Regions from separate parts of the Mus musculus genome. Here region 2 is linked to region 1. The links are chromatin loops, found by intact Hi-C in ENCODE. Cell type or tissue: heart. All regions are shown on one strand. Links, peaks and the distances in the headings refer to the core of each region. The heading gives the core; the rest is flanking DNA. Region 1 holds the start of Gm30628 (a long non-coding RNA gene). Region 2 has its middle 37 kb from the start of Gm40387.

Region 1 (11,671 bases), core at 1,897-9,896:
TGCACACATCTTGTTTAAAAGTAAGATCCCCATAAAAATGAAGACCATGGAAAGCAACCCACCTAGCTGGATGCAGTCACCGGATGGCTCCTCTCTGGGGGTGGCATTATTGGAAATGGAGATGGGAGCTGGAGATATTTGCTTAGCAGGTGAGGAGAGACCCTGGGTGCAAATAAATAAAAGTAAATAAAGGCACAGAATGGAATAGGTAGCAAAGGGTGTCGACATGAGGTACCTAGCTCCAGTAGCTTCTAATTGAAAAGAGAAAAACTTCCTTATTAGCTGGAATTAATTCTAGTGATTAGAGTACCCATGGACCCCCCACCCAACTTTGTCATTACATCTCAAGAAATTCAGACCCAGGAAGGTTGGGTGATCTGTCCTCATGTTACAGCACAATTAGAACAGCTCTTCCGTGCTTTCCTTGTGCATTGGTGGCTGGACACACAGAATATGGGTCATAAATTCCAAAGGCCAAACTAACAGATTGCTCTGAGTGTTCTAACCAGTGGTGGTGGAGGCTGGGTGGGTTGCAAAATGGGGACATTTCTGCCAGGCGTGGTGCTTGGGCAGAAGACCTTAGCCTAAGGGATACCTTCAGATTTTCATCTTTGTCTGGCTGGACCACTTGCGAGAAAACCAATGTCTGTGCAGGGAGCCATCCATGCATTGATCACATATCCAGTGATCAGTCCAGAGCTTACCCAGTTACCCTGCATCCCTGTCTGGTCTGTACAGTGTTGGGGTGGTATATGTCATGTGTCACTCCCATTTCTGCACCACTGATACATGAAGGCCCCTCTATGTGTGGGATAAAAGCAGAACTCGCAGCCTTTCTACACACAGGCAGAAAATAATAGGCTTAAAGGCTCTCAGTAGGTGCGGACGGAGGTTGGTGGCAGAGTCCTTGCTGCCTAGCTCACCAAAGGCCCAGGCTCCATTCCCGGGATGGGGTGGTGGAGGAGGACAGACCCCAACTGGTTATAAATAGCATTAAAACTTGACTAAGGCAGGAGAAAGAGCAGATATAAGTCACTCCTGGGGACTACTGCCACCAGGAATGCATTAGCTCCGTCCTAGGTGACCTTTTATTCTTGCCTCTTCTTCTCCCCAACTTTTCTCCTTACACCATCTTCCTTTTCTTATTAACTGGGTCTCATGTATCCCAGGCATGTTTCGAACTTACTATGTAGCTGATGCTGACTTAGAACATCTGAGTCCTTGGTCTCTCCCACCATTGGGATTAAACACATACACACTAAGCATCAAACCTCCCATCCCCCACCCCTCATCTCACTGTCGTCCCCTGGGGTCTTTGTTCATTACTACTAGTTTTGCCCTCATGACAAAAATATCCAAGAGTGACAGCAATAATTCTGAGCATTGATCTTATGCAGACCCGGGCCTTCACAGTGATCTCATCTGAGGTTCTGCAGCCAACTTCATTTGCAAACGAGTGCTCAGAGGCTTAGCCTGAGGCTGGTCTCTTGTCTAAGGTAACAGCTGACAAGGGACAGGATCCAAGACTTACAGCTGTCTGTGAGTTCAGAGCCCACATCTGCCTCAAGCCAGAGGGTCCTTATCAGTCTTGCTATGCGTCTTAGCATAAATAACTCACCCTTGCAGAGTCTGTTTCCTTTGGGAAGTAGTGTTGGGGGTGTGCCTGGGGTCACTTAAGAGTTGAGGGGCTCTGGGATTGTAGCAGTGAAAGTTGGCCCACTTCACCCAGGCTCAGATGACAGTCCCAATGGCCTGAGTACCCAATCAGGGAGGCCTTGGATCAGGCCATAAGTGGGCACAAGGAGGAAAGCAGCCTCCCTCGCTTTGTTTATTGTCTGGAGGCTAGGAATATTTTGAATTGTTGTGTTTAGGAAGGGAGGGGAAATACCCAAATATAAGAAGGCAGCCTCAGAGAGGCTCCAGCAAGAATGTGGAGGAATTAGGCAGAGGAAGTGGGCCTGCCTGGGTATGTCTGGGCAGCTATGATGTTACAGGGTGCCCAGCGTCCGTGGGCTAAGACTTCTGAGTCCTGATGAGCCATTCACATCATTTGGAAAGCTTATTTAACAATGAAGCAAACCAAACATGGTGGTTCGTACCTGTAATCCCAGCACCTGGGGCGGGGGCAGTGGGGGAGGATTGCTCTGGGTTTGAGGTTAGCCTGGGTTGTATGAGATCTTGTCTAAAATGTTTCACCTTCATTAAACTGGAATTTCTGGTGAGGAGCAAGCATCAGCATTTCTTTTTCTCTATTTTTATTTGTTTATTTGTATATGTCTTGCTTTTTTTGCTGTTGTTGTTTTTTGGTTTTTTTGAGAAAGGGTTTCTCTGTGTAGTCCTGGCTCTCTTGGAACTCACTCCTTTGACCAGGCTGGCTTTGAACTCAGAAATCCGCCTGCCTCTGCCTCCTAAGTGCTGGGATTAAAGGTGTGCACTACCATGCCTGGTGTATATCTTCCTTTTTTGAAACACACTTTCTTTTTGTAGTCCTAACTATCCTGGAACTCTCAATTTTTTTCTTTTTGTTTGTCTTTGTTTTTTTGGTTTTTTTTTTGTTTTTGTTTTTGTTTTTGTTTTTGTTTTTCTGAGACAGGGTTTCTCTGTATAGCCCTGGCTGTCCTGGAACTCACTCTGTAGACCAGGCTGGCCTCAAACTCAGAAATCCACCTGCCTCTGCCTCCCAAGTGCTGGGATTAAAGGCATACGCCACCACTGTCCAGCATCCTGAAACTCTCTATGTAGACCAGGCTGGCCTTGAACTTGTTGAGATCCTCCTGACTCTGCCTCTCAAGTGCTGGGATTAAAGATGTGTGCCACCACGTCTAGTTAGCACCAGGCTTTCTTCTGTGGTTCTGAGGATGGTATCCAAGCACCCTGCCATTGCACTCGATCCTAACCCTGTGTCAGGGTTTCTTAAACTATCCAAGTGGTACTGCTGTGAGCCGATGTGGCTAAGAGCACCTGCCCAGGGCCTGGAGAGATTGGGGGCGGGTGGGGGGGAATTAAGAGTACTTGTTGCTCTTACAGAGGACCTGGATTTGATTTCTAGCACCCACACTGTGCCTCACAACCTCCTATAAGTCCAGTTTCAGGGGACCTCGTGCCCTCTTTAGCACCAAGTACATACATGGTGCAAATATATGTATATAGACAAAATACTCATAAATTAAGACAGACAGACAGATAAGCAGGCAGGCAGAATCAGTCTAACTCCCAGAGCAGTGGCTCTCAAACTTGAGCAGTGAGGAACCCCTGAAGAGTTTCAGTAGTGGGATCAGCCCCTCCACATCCACCCTAGTTTCAGGCTCAGGATGTTTGGGTGGAGCCTGATACTCTCTACTTTGCATCCCAGTGGCTTGGGGCCTCTGAGTATCCCTTTCTGCACCCCTGAATCCAAGTGGCCTGAGAAGCCACTTGGAATGGGTCTGTGTTCCTGTTCCCCAAGATAGAGAGGAAATAAGAAATCTTTCCCTACCCCAAACTGATTTGATCCAATCTCCACAGTAATAATCCTAGAGAGTAATTGACACCTTTTCAATTTCAGCTCATGAGAAGGGTGTGAGACTAGGCCACCTTGGGTAATGGAGCTTGCCACATATAGAGAAAGTGAGGCCTCTGAAGATCTGCTCAGGACATGAATTCAGCGGCCTGCAAGGAAGATAAGGGGGATGGGGAGAGGTGTTCTGTGGACAGACTTGTATGTATAGTGCTGAAGACTGGCCCCTTCCTTGCAGAACACAAATGGGGCAGTTTGTGTGGCACAGCTGCAGGCACGGTATCTCCATCCAAAGAGCAGTGTGGGCCGGTCCTGCTGCAGGCTCCGGGATACTGCGCTGCATCCACAGACTAGCCCTGTCCACACGGAATAGGCAGTAGAATGGTGGGAACATATAAAAACAGGCCAGTGGGCAAAGGATAGGAAATCATCACCTGGGTATTCAAGGTAGACTGAAAAGAAGACAGGGCACAGGCTGGGACCTGGGAGACTCAAGACTATGGGCAGGGGGCTATCTGAAAAGCCAGGTAGGAGACCAAAGAGCTGAGACCTAAGGGTGTTAGTTAGCCAGGGCCAAAGGAGTCATCTGAGAAGGGTTGAGGGGAAATACCCTGCATAGAGAGCCATGATAGAAAGGCTCTGAAGCAGAGGAGTTCCAGGAGTCCTGAGCGCCCGGGAAGAGGAAGGAAGGAGTGTGTGTGTGTGTGTGTGTGTGTGTGTGTGTGTGTGTGTGTGTGTGTGTGTGTGTGAAAAAGTTAAAATCTTTTCTATCCTTCTACTTTTATGTGGGCGTCAGGGATCGAACCCAGGCCTTTAGGCTTCATGGCACCCCTTCCCTCTATAAATGTTTGAATATAGTGGTGATGAGGTGGTGATTTTTGTAACCTCACCATCTTCTCTTAAACACCGTAAGCCAGCTCTAGATGAGCCGATGAGCCGTGGGAGGTCTCCCTGCAGGGCACTTGCCTAGCCTGTGCCAGACCTTGGTTCTAGGAGGCATTGCCAGCAAATAATAACTGTAATAACATGATACACTATAAATGCTGCATTAACAGTTATTCTACCAGTTTTAGAGAATAATAACAAGGACATTTTCTGTATATGTTCAATAGCATTTTTCCTTGCTACTAAGTCTAGTTTATATAGTGTTGGGGACTGAGCCCAGGGTTTTTTGAGTTTTGGGCAAGCACTCTATCTACTAAACTACATTCCCAGGCCAAGGTAGTCCTTTTTTCTTTGCTTAACATTTGTTTTTAAGGATTTAAAAGAAATGTATGCATATATATGTGTGTCTGTGAGTGGGTATGTGCTTGGTGCTAGGGAGGCCAGAAGAGGGTACCAGGATACCTGGAGGTAGTTACAGATCCACGTGAGTCCCTAGATGTGGGCATGGGAGCTGAACTCTGGTTCTCTGCAAGAGCAATATTCTCTCTTAACCATGGAAACATCTCTCCAGCCCCTTGGCTAAATATTGTGATCCATAGCTGGCTGAGAGAAAGAATAGGGTGGGAGTAGGGACTACAGAATCAAAGACCTGGGTACTGACCCCTGCAAAAAGTATTCAGATGTCCATACATAGACTCTTGTGTGTCCTTGTCGGGTCAGGCTGTAGAACCCATCCTTCCCAGGGTTCTCCAGGGGCTTTGCCTCTCCCTTCCCCTCAGGTAGCCCTGGCTCTCCAATTCTGTCTTGATTTTTCCATATAAATGAAACCACAGGGAGTCTGGCTTCTTTCACCCAGAGTGTTCAGAGCTCCCTCGTGGTTCTGCGCATCCCAGGAGTCCTTTTGCTAGAGCTGCAATCACTCAGTTTCTATTTTCCTGTTGATACAACCAGGCTGTTTCCATTTTTAGCTGCCATGAATTGTGCAGCCATTCATTCTTGCACAAGGGGGTAGAATTCCACACGGCAATACCTGGGCGTGGGGTTGTTAGTTCAGAGGCCAAATGTTCAGCCTGACTAGAAATTTCTAACCTTATCTAGAACTGCCAAGCTGTTTTCTACGGCGGTGGTGCCCTCCTATGTTCTTCGCGGGGAGTGGCGATGGGCTAGGGTAGGAGAAGACCAGAAAGAAGGAGGCTCCTGCAGTCACCCCCAGGGAGCTGGCTTGGCCACGCAGCAGTGTGCGCTTGCTTGCTGGTTTCCCTACAGTTTTGCCTCTATCCTCGATGCATTCCCTCCCTGACTCTGGAGCAGTCTGCTCCCTCGGAGAGAGGAGGAAGTGGGGCTCGGGGACTTACCTCCCCAAGACCACATCCGGCAATGGGTTCCCATGATCCTCTGCGCTGGCCGCATGCTGGGCATTGCTAGGGAGCCAGCCTCTTGGGTGCTTCCTGCTTGGGGCTCCAGCTTTGGCTGAGTCTCAGGCTGCAGCTGGCTAGTGGGCAACATGCATTGGGTGGGGGAAGAAACTGTGAGAGAAGGCTCAGAAGTAGAAAGGCCCCAGGCACCCGGGGCATATGGGTAGGAGGAGCACTTCCACATGCCCAGTGGTGGACTGTGCCAGAGACCCTATTCATCGCTTCCCATGAATCATCTCCACTGGATCCACACGGCGGGGGTGGGGTGGGTGCACACTGGTGTTTTGTTTAGTCTGCCTGTATAGATTAGGACAATGAAGTACAAAGTTGTTGTGTTCTTCATTGTAGGTCACACAGCCCAAGGATAGATGAATCTAGGATTTGCAAGCAGGCAAGAGGAAGATTCCTGAGAGCCAGGGTATTCTGATCAGGTTTTATGATGTGACCACTGGTACATTGCTGGGCATATGAACATACTGAAGAAGTATCTCTAGGACACAGTGATGTGACTGAGAAGAGGACCACCCACACACGGCCTAATAGCCCTGTTTGTCTCTTCAGGGTTATACTGGGGCATGGTACTCTGAATTCTATGAGGCTGGCCAAGAAGATCCTCGATCCTTTGCAGAGTTGGTGCCAAGTGGACTTCCAAAGCTAGCCAGATGGCCCAGCATGTGCTGTGCCTCCCTCGGCATTGTGGCTACTCTTGGTGACCTGACAGATAGGGCAGGAGATTCTCTGGCAGGGTCGGGAGGTTTTGTTCAAAGCCCTGATCGATTTGATGTCACTACTGAGAGCTGCTGAATAATGTAGTCTCAGTGGCATTTTACAAATCCCATTCACTGCACGCAGTAATAGCCACGGACCAAAAGCCTGGAACCTGGGCATTACCCTGCACACGTTCCCCAGGAGCTCTGCCTGGACATTGATTTCTCATTTCTGAAATGAGAAATTAGTCCCATTGGAATGTCAGCCAATATTGGCTCGTGGAAGGAACTTCTGCCTGCCTTTCCTTGAAGGACCTTCTAAGTGCCAATGGTTTTGGTGCCCTGTGTGCCCAACAGTTCTCTCTGAATCTTCCAGCTCCCATCTCTGGCCTGGGTCTCAGCTAAGCCTCCTTCAGGACCAGCTAGTGACATGGAGACATTTACAAACCAAGGAGTGCTATGATATCTCTCTGGAGGGGTCTCGTTCCACCGTGGGAGCGTACTCTTCAGTGCTAGATATTTGTGGCTGAGCAAGGGGCTCATTCTGACAATTTTCAAGAGAACCCAAAATTTCCTCTTTTAAACTTTTTTTTACATTCATTCATTCATTCGTTCGTTCACTAATGTGCACGTGGGTACCACAATGTATGTAGAGGTCAGAGTTGGCTCTCTCCTTCTATCATACAGGTTCTGCAGCTCAGGTTGGATCTCCTTTGCAGAAATTACCTTTGCCTGCTGAGCCATCCTTGCTGGCCCTCCTTGGTTTGTTTTTGAGACAGGATGTTATTAAACTTCAGCCAACCCTCCTGCCCCAGCCTTTAAATACTCTCTCTGTGTGTCTGTCTCTTTGTCTGTCTATCTTGACTGTCTGCCTGCCTGCCTGCCTGCCTGCCTCTCTGTCTCTGTGTTTGTCTCTCTGTTTCTCTGTCTCTGTCTGTCTGTCTGCTGCCCCCCCCCCCCCTGTGTGTGTGTGTGTGTGTGTGTGTGTGCGCGTGTGCGTTTGTGTGTGTGTATGTAGGTATGTACATTCAGGTGTTCTCAGAGTCCAGAAGAAAGCATCAGATCCCTTGAGGCTGGAATTAAAAGGTGACTGTGAGCTGCTTGCTGTGGGTCCTGGGAACTAAACTCTGGCCTTCTGCATGAGCAATTGGAGCTCTGTTGTTCTATCTCACTGGCCCCCTACTTATTTTATTTTATTTTATTTTTAAATTGTTTGACACAGAGTCTTGTGTAGCCAAGACTGGTCTCATACTCTCTGTCTCCAAGGCTGGACTTGAACTCCACATCCTCTATCTCCTAGATGCTTGGATTACAGGTATGTGCCATTGTGTTTGAGCAAATTATTTGAGACAGGCTCTTACTATGTAGTCCTGGCTACTCCGAAATTCACTGTCACCAGGATGACCTTAAGTTCACAGAGATTCACCTTCCTCTGCCCTCTAGGTTTAAAGGTGAATACTACCATGCCCAGATCAAAATAACAGTAATAAGAATATCATTATTATATAGTATTATTTTATAATTATATTATAACATATAATTATAACAATTATTATATAACACTATTAATAATGATTATTATCTATTTTTGTTTTTTGAAACAAGGTTTCTCTGTGTAGTCCTGGAATTGCTCTCTAGACCAGGCTAGCCTGGAACTCAAGAGATCTACCTGCCTCTACCTCCCAAGTGGATTAAAGGAATGCACTACCACCCAACAGCCTGAAATTATTTTTTTTTAAAGAGACTCAGTGTCTCTATGTTGTCAGGCCACCTCTAGACTCCTAGGCTAGGCAATCTTGCCTAAGCAGCTGAGCAGGTGAGGGTACATGCATTCATATATCAATTTTGATTCCTGGCAATGAACTCAAATCACGATGGATGGAGCCCACCACAGGCCAAGCAGCAGAACATCTGGGGCTGGATTCAGTTCAGGCTGCCCTGCTTGAGACTTCTGACCGCTCTGACAGTCCATGGCCTCTCACATGTTAAGTTCATACTCCATGCCTGACTGATCTGCTGCACCCACAGCCTGGGGCTGGGTTCTTCCAAAGCTCCCCTGGAAACAAACAGATGGTCTAGGTTTAGATTCCAGCCCTGTGACTCACTGGCCAAGCGTCCCCCAGGCCAGCTATTTTCTCTGTGGCTCAGTTTTCCCTTCTGTAAAGTGGGAGAACTAGCAGTGCTGAGCTCCCAGGGATGCTCTGGGGAGGGGCGGGTTGGCCTTGTTTACATGAAGTGAATTCTACCAGCCGGGAAAATGCTGAAGAAAGGAAACTAACTAAATAAATATAGTAGTTGCAGTGACCCAGATGTCACTCAGCTATGACCCCAGCTACCCAAGGGCTCTGCAGTAGGAAGGTGACTTGGAACCCAACAATTTGGGACCAGGCCAGGCAATGTAGTGCCATCCCTATCTCAAAATATAATACATACACACTTACATACACATACATAAATAAATGCAAGTGTAGCTGAGCACTTTCTGTGCACCAGGCCTGTGATGCTTTGTGTACTTGATGGGAGTTCGAGGACCAGATCTCACCGAGTTGACATTACAGAAGGGGAGACTGATGAAGGCCTGAGCCACCTCCTCCCATTCTTCCCAGTCATCCCTTGTGTGATACTGTGTCGATCATTCTTAGGCTCAGGCCTGCCCAGGCTTTCCGAATTGAATCCCTGGGCCTGCCAGGCCTCTGTGGCCTCCCCTGCCCTGACTCTTTGTAGAGTCCTGTGACACCATGCCTGCAGGCTTTTGCAGCCTTACAGCCCTTGCTTCCTCTGTTCCCCACCCCCACCCTTCTGTCTGCCCAAAGGCTCTGGGCTTCCTGAAGTCTGCTCTGGGTTCAAAACAGCCACTTTCCTACTCTCTGACCTACCCCCTGGTCTCAGCCCTTTGTGCTGTGGGTAATGAAATGTGAGTCTGGATTTTTTTTTTTTAAGACGGGTTTTCTCTGTGCAGCCTTAGTGGAACTCACTCTGTAAACCAGATTGGCCTTGAACTCAGAGATCTGCCTGTCTCTGCCTCCCAGCGCTGGGATTAAAGGCTTGAGTCACACCACCACCTTATTTTGCTTCTTGGTGTCTTATGCCAGCCTAGGACAATGGATTCAGGCTGGTCAGGTCTGGGGCTACCATTCCCAGTTTAAGAGACAGGATAGCCATGCTACATAATTGACACTTATGTGCAGAGAGAGTGGAGAAGAAAGAAAAGGAAGTGGGCAAGCAGAGAGGGGGAAGGCCTTACTGAAGGTCACACAGCGCCACCTCAGGCTCAGCCAGGCTGTGGGTGTGTACAATCAGATGGAGGACATGCTCATTCAAATAAGGACAAGAATAATGGCACACTCCCCATCTCCATTTAAAAATAGTCACATTTGCTGACACTCGTTTGGCACTTCCTAGGTGCCTGGTGTCCTGTTCAGACTCTTTACACTGTTAACCTTGGACCCTCCCAGCAGCCAGAAGTGATGAGTTCCACTATTTTTATTTCCGTTTTACAGATGAGGAAACTAAGACACAGAAGGTCTGGGGAACTTGCCTGATGTCACACAGCCACGACGAAGTCGGGGCGCTTCGAAAACACAGCCTCATGTGGGCCAGGGGTGGGGGTGGGGGTGGGGGTGGGGGACTTGGCCTCCATTATCACTTCCACGGCAGCTCAGCCAGGCTTGCAGAGCTGCACACTGGCCCTGAGAGGACTCGGGGCAATGGGGGAGGAGCAGATTCTGGTAGGGATCTAGCTGCTGCGGCAGCCACAGGCCTCGTCCACAGACCTAGGTGGGTGTGTTAGAGAGCGTTGTGGTGTGGTAATATCAGGACAGGAGATGAGCCAGGGGTCTGGGTCTCTAACTCCTCATCGCCTGCATGAGAGGCCTGAGCAGTGCCATTAGCCACCAGCGTTTGGATGGAGCATGAGGATGGGTGCGCGCGCTCGACGAGGCGAGCTCCGGCTCTTTGTGTGTCCGAGCTCGTGCGCGCGTGCGTGCGTGTGTGTGTGTGTGTGTGTGTGTGTGTGTGTGTGTGCGCGCGCGCGCGCGCGCCCCGTGTGTGGGCGTGGCCGACAGACCAGGCCCCTCCCTAGGCCCCGCCCAGGCCCGGCCAAGCTGGTATTTTTCCACCCAGCAGGATGGGTGATGCGGAGAGCTGCCTGTTCAGACAACAGACACGCGAGGTCAGGGAGAAGCCGCTTATAAATTACCGCTTCCTCCGCGCCGCCGCCAGCGTCGTGCTCCGGGACCTGGTTGCTGCCGAGCTCCCGTGCCCAGCCGCCAACGCCGCGATCGCCGCCAGTCCCGCCAGCCTCGCCAGCCCCGGGCCATCCGCTGTGGGCTTAGCCACCCAGGTACCCAGGGCGTGTGGGCCGCGACTGCAGCCCCCTCCCCGGGCCGCGCTCCGCCACCTCACCGGGTCCCTGCGGGTCTGGCCTCCCCGCGCTCTTTCATCCCCTTCACCCCTGAGGGAGGGACTGAGGGTCTCCTGTTCAGCTCTGCTGGAGAGGGAGTTATTGTTTCCCTGGCGAAGGGGCTGGGGCTGCTGGTGCGGCGGCAGGTGTGTGTGTGTGTGTGTGTGTGTGTGTGTGTGTGTGTGTGTCCCACGGGGTGCCTCCTTGTCCCTGGATGTCTCTGTTTCTGAGAGTGGCTGTTTCTCCACCCTAGGCAGCCGTGTACATGTGCGCCCCGGGGTGTGTGATATGACCAGGGCTATGTCCGGGGCTGCCTTACCTGAGTGTAGTGTGGCCGTGTGGCTCTGTCTTCTGATACACACACACACACACACACACACACACACACACACATCTTGCCTATGTGAACCTGTACGTGTGGCTGTGTCTCCGGAACCCTGGCCGTGTGCACGTGTGTGTGCCCGAATGTGCCTGGATCCCTGGATCTGTGGTTGGGGGCAAGTCTAGTGTCTTCTAGCTGTACCCGAGAGGCCATCCCTTGTGCCCAGTGGGCCCAATGGACATCTTTGGTTCTTCGTAGTATTTAGGAGAGGTAAAAGGGCGGTATGGCTCCAGGTGCTGCCTGGGTGTGGCACGCAGGTGTGACAGTCGCTCCCAGGCTTGAGTAGCAGGGCTGAGGCCCGAAACGACAGCCAGGGGCAATGGGTAGCACCAGCTGAACACATCTTCCTCTAGACTGCTCCCCTTCACTTTATGGGTTCCTCTT
Region 2 (11,671 bases), core at 2,239-10,238, 56 kb before region 1:
GCGATTTAGTCTGACCTATAGAATGTGAACAGAAGTGATGAAAGGCACTTCCTGACCAGGCCATTAAAAGCCTGCCCTACAATGCACAAGTTTATTTCAGTGCCCGAGAGGCCTCCTGGTTGAGCTGAGAGGAGCCAGGGTTGCTGGCTGACTGTGTGAAACAGTGGCTGCCAGCATTCATTGGGTCTGTGTTAAGCCCTGAGATCTGGGGTTTCAGTATAGCAGTCAACCTGCCTGCCTGGCTGACACAAGTGGATGTTTCTGAGATAGGTGTCCGGGATAGAGGTCCCGGATGATGAGAGCCAGGTGTAGATGAAGACATTGCCCACGTTTCTGGCCGGCAGAGGCGACTTTACTGACAGGGTGACCATCGTGGGCTCTTGAGCTTGAATTGGGTGTTTGTGACACTAGAGAGGGCGTCAGGAGGCCCTTAGCTAGGCTTGGGCAATCTCGGGCGGCCCTGCGGCATTTCTGGGAACTATCAGTTGCAGTGGTGAGGGCCACCTGTCTCTGTGGGGAGAAAACAAAGACCATCTGTCTGTGGTGCTGTCTATCACCCTACCCTTGCCCAGTTCTGCTCCAGAGGCCTGGGATGTCTGGCCTGAGACATGGAAGAAGCGGGCCAGTGTTGGGCCTGAGGGATTCTGGGATTTTGATGTTGTTTCTGTTTTTGTTTATCTTCCCCCCCCCCCAACATTTCCTGAGATGACAATAACATTAAATGACTATCTTAATGGAAATGGCCTGGTATGCTCTTGGCCATCCAAACACTCCTGCAATGTAGATTTGGAGCTGGTGAGCAGTCACTGTGTGGGCAAGCCCAGTCGGATGGCTCCGTGGAACCATATACAGTGACTGGCGTCTAGAAGATAACATGGAGCTGAGCTGCCTGTGGGGCCAGATCATTTTGGGTTTTGCTTCCCTGGTTTTGTTTCCTCAATGCACATGTTTTTAAAATGAACAAAAACAAAAGGATGGGGGCCCAGTGCATGGCTTAGATGGTAAAGGGCTTGCCACTAAACCTTACAACCTGAGTTTAAGCCCCAAGGTCCACAGTGGAAGGAGAGAACTGACATGGCATACATGTGCGCATTCATACACACCCACAAAATGCTTTGTATAACATTTAAAATAAAACTAGCCCAGCCTTAATAGGAAAAGAGGTGCCCAGGCTTACTGCAGCCTGATATGCTCTGAATGGTTGCTATCCAGGGATGCTGGGTCTGTTCTGAAGAGAAATCAAGGAGGGGTGCATGGGGGATAAGTAGGGGAGGGGCTGGGAGGAAAGGAGGGAGGAGAAACTGCAATCTGGAAATAAAACAAACAAACAAACAAAACTCTATTGATTGTACATTTCTCCTGTTCCAGAAACAGTTCAAACACATTACAATGTGACTTCACACAATCTTGCTGTGAATATACTGTTTTGTTCTCATGACAGAGAGAGAGAGAGAGAGAGAGAGAGAGAGAGAGACGGCTCATTGGTCAAGAATGCTTGTTGCTCTTGCAGAAGATCTGAGTTTACACAGTGAGCCATGACCATCCATAACTCCAGTTCCAGGGGGCCCATTGACTTCTGACTTCCAAGGGCACCAGGCACACATTGGGGGGGGGGCACACATGTGTGCAAAACACTCACACACAAAATAAAATAAGTAAACCTTGGGAAAAAAATTACATTAAAAACAAAGACAAACACAGTTGGTCTAGGCCTCCTCTCTTTCGTCCTCCCTTGAATGTAGATACGATGGCTGGAGCCCAGGCAGCTGTCTTAGAGCCTTGTGAGGAAGGAAGAAATCACAAGACCCACCCCGTGACATCATTGAGCGCGGCAATGCCTGTGGTTATGTTGTTTTCACCTCTGACCATATGAGAAAAGTGTGAGTTCACTTACTAAGCCATCAGTGATCAGATTTACTGGGACTTACAAAGGAATGTTACTTTCTCTTTCTCTGAGGCAGGGTCTCCCTGCATAGCCTAGGCTGGCCTGGAACTCGCCATCACCCTGGTGTCAGCCTCTCAATCATTAGGATTCCAGATGCTCTGCAAGCAACCTTAATGGAGGTATTTTCTCATTGCATTTTCTAACATGGAGACATTTTTACCTTTGGCCCGAGTTTCCCGTTTATGGTCTCAGAACTTGGCCTTCAAGTCCTAGGTTTTGTTTTTTTTTTTTTTTTTTTTTAAATCCAGTGTTGGGACCAGTGAGCCTAATTTAGATTATGCAGATTCCTGTGGCCAGGGAGATGGGGCTGTGATTGGCCAGTTAGTACAGTCAACAATGAGCAGAAGGGATGGCTGTGCCCATTTGGACTTGCTTGAAAGTAGCCCCTGGGCAGCCTGGCCAACAACATCTCTGATAACCAGGTCGGGACACCCACAAGGTTCCATCCCTTGCCAAGGTTTGCCTGGGCCTAAGGACAGCTGCGCTGATTTTCTACATAGTCGGGAGACTCAGTTTACAGGAGTGGGTCAAACCTGGGCTCTGCCTCTTATTGGCTGGTGACTGTCTTTCCACCCAGCTGTCTTCTCCTCTGCCAGACAGGGACCTGGCAGGTTTGAGCCCTTCCTGACTTCAGGGCGCTTAAGCGCCAAGGGACAGATTCCATTCCTAACCCACCCCTTGCAGCCCTGCGGCCTCAGGCAGCCACATTGAATGTCTATCTCCCTCTCTATGATCCCAAGAGATATCAACCACCCAGGTTGCCTGGAGAGGAGGACACTTGAGACGACCCTGGACCACATGGAAGTGCTCAATAAATCCTAAAAATAAAGATGCAGTGGCCTACGGGAATGTGTGACGAATCTCAGGCAGCACTTCCGGAGCCTGGTGACAGAGGCAGATGCCAGGCATGTGGAGTCAGTGTCCCCATCCCCCAAAGGCGAGCATCCAGTAGGACAACAGAGGGTCTCTGGGAGCATGGATTCCAGTCTGCCAGCTCATGAGACAGCCTGGCAGTGTGGGGCAGTGGTGAGGGCCACTCCTTAGGAGGAAGGTACAGAGAGCCAGTCTGTCCATCACAGAGCTGGCAGCCTGCAGGGCCACACCCACGTGGGAGAGAGAGAGAGAGAGCACCAGGCCAGCACTTGGGCCCTGTCACCAACAGCTGCTCCTCTCAATGGAACGACCTTCTCTTTGTCCCCTAGGAAGCTGGACAGGGCAGGATGGTTTGTTCCATCTTGGCACCCAAGCCACCCTGCCCTTGCCACCTCCCAGTTTACAAATCAGGGGCTGTACTGAAGCCTCCTGGCCCAACAGGTGCATTGCCACATCAGGCCAGTCTCTGGGTGGAGATGCTGGAGTGGGGCCTGTGCTCATAGATGACTCAGGACAGGCTGCAGGCCCTGTGGGACTCACTCTCTTAGTAAGGGAACTGCTTGGCCTGAGGTCCTGCAGCCAACTTCTCACGTAGGTATCCCAATTTTCTTCTCATTGCCACCCCAGCAAGTTCTAATAATCACCTCTCTACAGAAGAAAGAAATGAAGGATCAGAGAGGTGGTCTAGCTTGCCAGCATCACACATCAAGAGGAGTCAAACCTGTCCAGTTTGCCCAAATCTGTCCAGCACAAATCTGTCCCATCCCCAAATATGGCCTCTTACTTCTGAGTAACTTAGTCTCCAAGAACTAAGCAAAATGTCAAAATGGCACCACTGTAGCCAGGGAAGCAGCTCTACTGGACATCAGAGAATGTCTCTTCTTTTCCCAGACTACCTTAGGCCTGCCCTGGAGGTCACACCCTCCTCCCTCTTACAAACTGGGTTCCCCAACTTTCCTCTTAAGCCTTTAGCAGGCACCTCCTGCTCCAGGAAGATCCCCTGCTTCCACTTGTCATCTCCCACACAGCCTTTCTCTCAACCCAGGTATCTCCCCCAGAGGGGTCTAAACTCCAGAGAATGAGACTGTTGCAGGTAATTGGTCCTCTGTGTTCCAAGGGACCAGATTCCTGATGTATAGTAGATGCTAGGTAAATATTTGTGGAGTAAGTGACCAAGCAAAAATCATCCCACCCCAAGATCTTTCAGCAGGAGACTGCTTCTCTGGGCACCGGGGAACAGAAAAGGACATCCCACAAGCCCCAGTAGTTCAGGACTGCCTCTCCAGACCTTGCCTGCTGACCCGGGTTCGATAGGTCTTCAGAGCCCCATAGCCTATGCCATTCTTTCCTGTCAGCTCACCATAATTCATGCCTAACCTCTGGCATGCCTGGGCTACCCAGAGGCCACAGGTCCTGGTGCTAAGTTTAGTGACTTCTGAATGTCACTGTGAAATTCCAGACAGAGCTGAGGGTTAGTGGCACATTCCTGGGGCCTTTCTCCAGCTCTCCACCCATGAGCTTGAAGAGGTCCAAGGTGGGGTCCCCTTCAGGACCTCAGACCACTGGCCATAGAAGCCAAGACAGAGGTGCCCTACAGAGTCTGAGGACTGCAGGTGGAGGGATGGCAGCCATGGTTTTATATCACAGTGCAAAGCCTCTTTGGAGAAGTCTGAGGCAATCTGCCCCCACCCCCAAGCAAATCCATGAACATGGCCAACGAGCTACAGTCAGGATCAAACGTTCGTGTTTGGTATGGAGGTCTAGAGATTGGAGGGTCCCAGCTCTACCAGGGACTCAAGCACACCCACCCATCCTCTACTTTACATACAGCACAAGACGGCCGGCTCTCTCTGCTCCTACCCCAACCCCCATTTCCCCTGTCTGCTCTGTCCCTCACCAACAGATGAACCAAACACTCCTAACTGAGCACAGCAGAGAACCTCAGATAGAGATGTGGGAACCCCTTCTCTCTATTCTAAGTGGAGAATAAACTACATATAAACTGCAGAGGCCCCAAAGGGAGGTGGTCTTAAGGTAACTGGTTATTTTTGGGGTGGGGATTGGTTGGTTGGTTGGTTGGTTGGTTGGTTGGTTGGTTGGTTTTTCAAGATAGGATTTCTCTGTGTAGCCCTGGTTGTCCTGGAACTAGCTCTGTAGCCCAGGTTGGTCTTGGACTCAAAGATCCTCCTGCCTTTGCCTCTTGAGGGTTAGGATTAAAGGCATGCTCCCCCACCACCCAGCTAAAGATACTCAACTGTTGATACTGGTTGAGCTTGTGGTCTAGTAAGGTCTCTGGATCTTATTCTCTCTTGGGAAGGCCTCATTCATCCTGTGTTTTGGCAACTGGCTCTAATCAATCTTTCTTCCACCTCTGAAAAACCATCCTTATCTCGTCGCCACAGCCAGCTGGCCAGCTCACACTGGGCTGTAACCTCCAAGGAGCTACTGCATTTCCTCCTTGGCACTGAACACGGGACTTGCAATGAGTGGCAGCCTTTTGTTAACTATGAAGCAGACATTCAAAAGAATGGAGAAATGTAACCCTTTATTCAGCATGCTGAGGCAGGAGGATTGACACAAGTTCAGAGTCAGTCTAGATGACATTGTAAGTTCTAGGCCAGTCTAGGCTACAGACTACTGGGGGGGTCTAGGGGTAGAGAGAGAGAAAGAGAGTAAACTGAAAGAGAAAAGAAAGCACTCTTTTAAAAAGATTTACAACTTTTGTTTTACATACTTTTTTTAATTTTTTAAACATGGGCATGAGTGTTTTATCTGTGTGTATGGCTATGTATGTATGTGCCTGGAGTCAGCAGAGGTCAGAAGAAGGTGTTAGATACCCTGAGACTGTACTTACAAATGGTTGTGAGCCAACATGTGGGTTCTGGGAACTGAACCTAGTCCTCTTCTGGATCAGTCAGAGCTCTTAACCATCTCTCCAGACCCAGGGAAGAACTTGTAACAAATGAAGAAACAATAAAACACACACAGGCACATACACTCCAGTGCACTCCTGAAAACACAGCACTTAGGAGTTCAAGGCCAGTCTAGGCTACAAAAAAATTGTGATGTTCAGCTGTCAGGAACACTGAAGGTTCTTCCAGAGGATCTAAGTTTGATTCCCAGCACCCACATACCTTCTTGCAACTACTTCTAACACCAGCTCCAGGAGTTTTGATGCCCTCTTCTGGCCTCTGAGGACAACCCAGCACACACACGTGTGTTCGCACATACAAGGAGTTAATGATTTCTTGATCAGAACACAAAAACTACTATCCCAAAGGGACAATTGCAGCCAGGTGCCACATGTCTTTAATCCCAGCATTTGTGAGGCAGAGGCAGACAGATCTCTGAGTTCAAGTCTAGCCTGGTCTACAGAGAGAGTTCCAGGGCATCCAGAGCTATACAGAGAAACCCTGTCTGGAAAAACCAAACAAACAAACAAACAAACAAACAAAAAGGCAAGTTGCACTCATTCAAATCCAAATTTACGGTCAGGGACAAATGCCATCATAACACGACTAACACTCCTAGTTCAGATGGCTGTGCATGTTTATGTATGACAGAGATTTTTTTTTTTTTGAGACAGGGTGTTTAGACTTTGTCCTGTGGTTCACTCTTAAGAGGAACATTTTGATCAAGCGTAGCAAGTTTAGAAAGGAAAAATACAAAGTGAATGGTTCAAGTATTAAAGAAAGTACAATGGATCTAAACCCTGTGTTCAAGGATATTAAATGGAATTAAAGGAGTGGTGACCTCATTGCAAGATCCCACCTAGCTAAACCTATTGATTATTCGTTTGCAGTTGAACAAGGGATAGTTGTATCATATTAGGTGTTATTGTGACCTTACTATTGTTTTCAGTTAGACATAAGGACATATGCCTATTTGTCAAATTTACAAAGGATAGATTGTGATGGTTATTCTCCATTGTCAACTTGACTACATGTCTTTAATCCCAGCACTTAGGAGACAGAGGAATGCAGATCTCTGATTTCAAAGTCAGTCTACAGAGCAAGTTCCAAGGCAGCCAAGCTTAGGGAGTGAAGAAATTGGAAAACAGAAAGTTGGTAATATGTAATCGAAGAAGTAGGACATGTTCCAGGTTCAGCAATCTTGGGATATCCAAGGTAACTTCAATTTTACAGTCTGGGATCTTCCGCTGAAATTATACTTTACCAATGGCCTCTCATAGTCTCTCTTCATGGTGCCAAACCTTAACTTCTTTGCATGATCCCTTCAGTCCTGAGCCAGCAGAACTCAGCAGCTGTGGCCATATGGCTCTGACTTTAGAGTCAAGAGTAGAAGTGGTTACTGGGATAATTGATGCCAGTTAGCTGAAGCTAAGAAATTAGCGATGATTAAGAAAAGGCCAGCATCACTGAGGTGAAATCTTCTGGGAAGTGTTTTCTGAGAGGACAAAGAAACTATGTTCCAGAGATAGCCAAGGTTGTACCTCGTGCTACAGCTGGACTTGGTAATGTGTAAGAATCACCTAAGTGACACTGGTTTTGAAGGTATGAAGGGGTCACAGAAAGCAGCTGAGGCTTGGTATTGTGAGAGGCATGAAGGGTCATTGGTGAAGGTACAGTCTCAGTTGCCGTTGACAGCTTAGGACTGAAGGGATCATGCAAAGAAGTTGAGGTTTGGCACTATGAAGAAAGCCTATGAGAGGCCATTGGTGAAGCATAATTTCAGCAGAAGACCCCAGCATATTGGAGATGCTAGTACCATGGGATGACCATCAAGAACAGTAGCAGCAACAGTGGAATGGAGTGGATCAGAGCCTAGAGTGCTACAGAGGGCAGAGCTAGAGACATGACCCAAGCCCTTTGGAGGAACCCAGAAGATCATGTGTGGATCCCAGGCATTGGAACAAGAAGCTGTAAAACTGAAGTTGCCCTGGATATCCCAAGATGTTAGAGATGCCAGAGCCATGGGATACCTACTGAGGAAATCTGCTAACAAGGATTGGAACCAGTCCAAGAGACAGAAATGTGTTGTAGTCAACAAAGGATTTGGAGAGCTGAAGAGTGACATCAGGCATAGAGATGCAGAGTTTGGAGTTTGCCCAGCTAGTTTCGGTCTTGCTTTAGAAATACTGATTTTTTCACTATGGTGTTGGAAGTATGTTATCTGCTTTTTGATTTTGATTTTATAGACTACAGTTAAGTGATTGCATGAGTCTCAGAAGAGACTTTGAACTTTGGACTTTTGACATTGTTGAGACTGCTATAGACTATGAGGATTTTTGAAATTGGACTAAGTGTATTTTGCATTATACCATGGCTCGATATGGCCCTCATAAACTTATATGTTTGAACAAGACTATGGGGGCCAGGGAGTTAAACGTGATGGTTTGAATATGCTTGGCCTATGGGAAGTGGCACTATTAGGAGGTTTGGCCTTGTTGGAGTGGGTGTGGTTTAATGGAGAAAGTTCTTCACTATGGGGGTGGGCTTTAACGGTCTATACTCAAGCTCCAACCAGTACAGAAGAGAGCCTCCTATTGGCTGTCTGCAGAAGATCGTCTCCTCCTGGCTTTATTCAGATCAAGATGTAAAGCTCTTGGCTCCTCCAGCTCCAAGTCTACCTGCACAATGTCATGCTTCTCACCATAATGATAATGGACTGAACCTCTGAAACTGTAAGCCAGCTCCAATTAAATACTGTCCTTTATAAGAGTTGCCTTGCTCATGGTGTCTCTTTACAATAATAAAAACCAAACTATGACACAAGGTCATACTGTAGCCCACACTAGCCTCCAGCTCACACAGGCATGTGCCATCACAGCCCACTTGGGTTATTACCAGAACACCTTAATGACTATAGATAGGGACAGAATGAAACCACCTGACAAGGTGACTCTCAGGGATGTGATGGAGGCATACCAGGGACTGGCTATAGGCAGATGTGTGCTGATGAAGTGGTTGTTGGGGTGGCTTTTCTTCACATTGCATTAAGGTAAGTCTCTGTACTTTCAAGTGTTAATTCTGTGCAACAAACACAACAAAGTGCTGTCTGGATTTTGGTGTTGTCATTTCTATGGACCATCACTGGGCTTCCTATTTGTAAATGCTTGTCCTTCCACACCTGCCCAAAAGTTGAAGGTCAGGCAGTCCCCAAGGCCCTAGGCAGCCAAAGAGATGGACCAGGCAATGTCTTACTGCTTGTTGAATATAATAAAGAGCCGAGAACCGAGAGCCAATAGCTGGGCCAGGAAAAAACGGGGGCAGGACTTCCGGGCAGGCAGAGAGACAGGAGGGATGTGGGAGAATAGAAAAAAACATGGAAGAAGCAAAAGGGAGACCAGAGCAGTGAGGTAAAGAGCTAGCCACGTGAGGGGGGAGGAGGGAACACAGTCCTGGGAAGCCAGGTTAGAAGCTAGCTGAGAGTTTGCCCCAGTGAAAGGCCTAAAGCTTTAAACTATAATAGATACCTCAGTATCTTAATTAAACCGGAAGCAGATCTGCAGTTAATGGAAGTACGTTAATGATCTGATAATGGAGACAACAGTGACTCTAAACCACATCACAATAATGCCTAGCACCAACCACAAACTGAATTTTGGTTTAGCTTGTACCCTTTAGGACTGAGCGGGACTCCTTAGTTCTCCATGGCCTCTGACCTACTTTGCATCCTAGGCATCTCCTTCCAGGAACAAGTTGGATGTTCTTTGGGCGTTGTTATTCCCGTGACTCCTGGGGACTCCAGAGTAAGGGAGATAAAGTGCTACTCTGACTCACAGTGAGGTCAAGCCTCCTCATCCCTGGAAACACCATGAGACTCTCCTGGGGATCTGTCTGAAGAATTCAGTTCCTTCCACTGAGACATGGTGAGTATTCTAGATCAAGGGCCCATTGCTGCATCTCTGCCACACCTTCCTATCTCCTGGAGGCCTGCCCAAACCTCTACACTCAATGTTTCTACACTGATTATTATGGCTGCCCATCATCCAGTGGCTCACTGACCACCTTCTCCCTGATCTCCCCAGTGCCATCTTGACTCTGAGTCTAGCATTCATGCCAAGAACCTAGCAAGGCCTCCTTTAGGTCTTGGCTTAAATAGCTAATCGTTCTCCTGTTGTCCCTTCCCACAAAGACAATGTGGGCCTGATTTTGAACCCCCACACCCAGTACAGAGTTTTGCCCATGATATCTTTTTAAATGGCCACCAGTAGGTGAGGTTCCTGTTATGTGTGGAGCCCATACAGGGACCACAGTGACTTGAGCAACCACAGCCCGGGGCCCACAACCTAGACAAAGAGGCAGAGTTGTCTCAGATCGACAATTGTCTACAGCAAGAAATGCTGACCTCTTTCCACTGGTGATCATGCTTCCCACTCCCCACACACACGCTTGGCTGGGTCTGTCTGCCCTATCTAATTCCACTGTTTGTTTGTTTGTTTGTTTGTTTGTTTGTTTGTTTTATCCCTTGCTGGAGACAGAACCCAGGGCCAACTACATGCTAACCAGGTGCTCTACCATTGAACACTGGGTCCCCAGCTAAGACTTACATACCCTCTCTCAGATACCAGAGGGCTTCCACTGTGGAGTTGAGATGTTGCCAAATGCCCACAGGCTTGTTTGGGGAGACTGGGGTGCTTGTACCGCAGGAAGCCTCTGACACACAGGGTGTCTGTGCAATCCCTTTCCTCCAGGAAGCCTTCCTGGTCTCCTCTTTACAACCAGCCTCTCTATCCTGATCTGGCATTGCTTCATACTCTCAACATGGGATGAGCTCAGTGCCTCATCACTTCTGTTACTTGGGGCCTAAGTCTGTAGTGACAGGAGACAGCTCGGCAGGGTCCCTGACTTCTTCATTACTCTGCCATTGAGGGGATGTGGGAAGACACTCCTGAGAAAGTATGGAAAAGACCCAGTTACAGAGTCCCTGTTATGTCCACATGGCAAGCAGTCAGAATCTAGATGTCCAGAGTCACACATCCTTAGAGGGACACTGGACCCTTCCCTTCTGACCCAGGCCCCAGTGTAAGGACAACGAGCATAGGTTCTATGCGGGGTGCTGTGAAATCATTATTGTGTACAAAGAGTCCTGAGCCTCAGAACCCTGTCAGGCAGGCACAGTGAGTCACCCACTGTCTTAAGGAAGATTCTGAGAGTCCAGGAGGCTGAGACACAGGAGGAAAGTTGATTGATAATGCTCACAGCAAGAACCATAACAACTAACACAGCGCTTGCTCTGGGGCTGGCGCTATCTGAAGAGGTTTACATAGACGGCCACACTTCCAGATAAACCTCCTCCCTCACCCCACTGGACAACTCAGGAACTGAAGAAGAGAGGGTAGACCTCGTCCTAGTTAGGGTTGCTATTGCTGTGATGAAACACCATGACCAAAAGCAACTTGGGGAGGAAAGGGTTTATTTCACTCACAATTCCAAATTGTTCATCATTAAAAGCAGTACTTAGACACCATTAGAAGAATTCAGATAGGGCAGGAACCTGGAGGCAGGAGCTGATGCAGAGACCATGGAGGGATGCTACTTACTGGCTTGTTCCCTCTGGCATACTTAGCCTGCTTTCTTGTAGATCCCAGGAATACCAGTCCAGGGGCGGCACCACTCGAAACACCCTCCCCCACCAATCACTAATTGAGGAAATGCACTACAGGCCTGCCAAAGCTGGGTCTTATGGATGCAGTTTCTCAATTGAGCGTCCCTCCTCTCCGACGACTCCAGTGAAAAACGTATCTTTTATTTGCCTGAAGTAATCGTGGTCCCAGAGGCTTAGTACCTCTGTCGGCTAACCTCAGCCTGGTCCTGGAAGCTTCTAGCCTCCATACAATCTAATATAGGCCTAGAATGTTTTCAGCCTCTGAGACTTGCTGCAGAATTA

The links. Peaks named below come from ENCODE experiments on the same cell type or tissue, not always from the same donor. Only the 100,000 strongest peaks of a DNase experiment are listed, where the experiment ranks them.
Region 2: it touches region 1 in a loop (3-fold over the local background); 3 of 42 quality-filtered maps call a loop at or near these places.

What each region holds. Positions count from the first base shown.
Region 1 is chr6:91,673,464-91,685,134 of GRCm38, forward strand. It overlaps Gm40387 (a long non-coding RNA gene), which reads left to right. Exons shown (of 3, transcript XR_869270.2): 3 at 6,145-7,286. It overlaps Gm30628 (a long non-coding RNA gene), which reads right to left and starts at 6,229. Exons shown (of 3, transcript XR_377873.3): 1 at 5,737-6,229; 2 at 63-162. It overlaps Slc6a6 (solute carrier family 6 (neurotransmitter transporter, taurine), member 6), which reads left to right and starts at 10,604. Exons shown (of 15, transcript NM_009320.4): 1 at 10,604-10,845. In heart, for the core only: CTCF peaks have their summits at 5,514 and 9,766; DNase peaks (open chromatin) are centred at 5,788 and 8,518; H3K4me3 peaks cover 333 bases; H3K27ac peaks cover 2,704 bases; H3K27me3 peaks cover 913 bases.
Region 2 is chr6:91,617,404-91,629,074 of GRCm38, forward strand. No RefSeq gene overlaps it. Among named protein-coding and RNA genes, the nearest start is that of Gm40387, 37 kb to the right of the region's middle. In heart, for the core only: no CTCF peak of the experiment used is centred there; a DNase peak (open chromatin) is centred at 3,008; H3K27ac peaks cover 1,011 bases.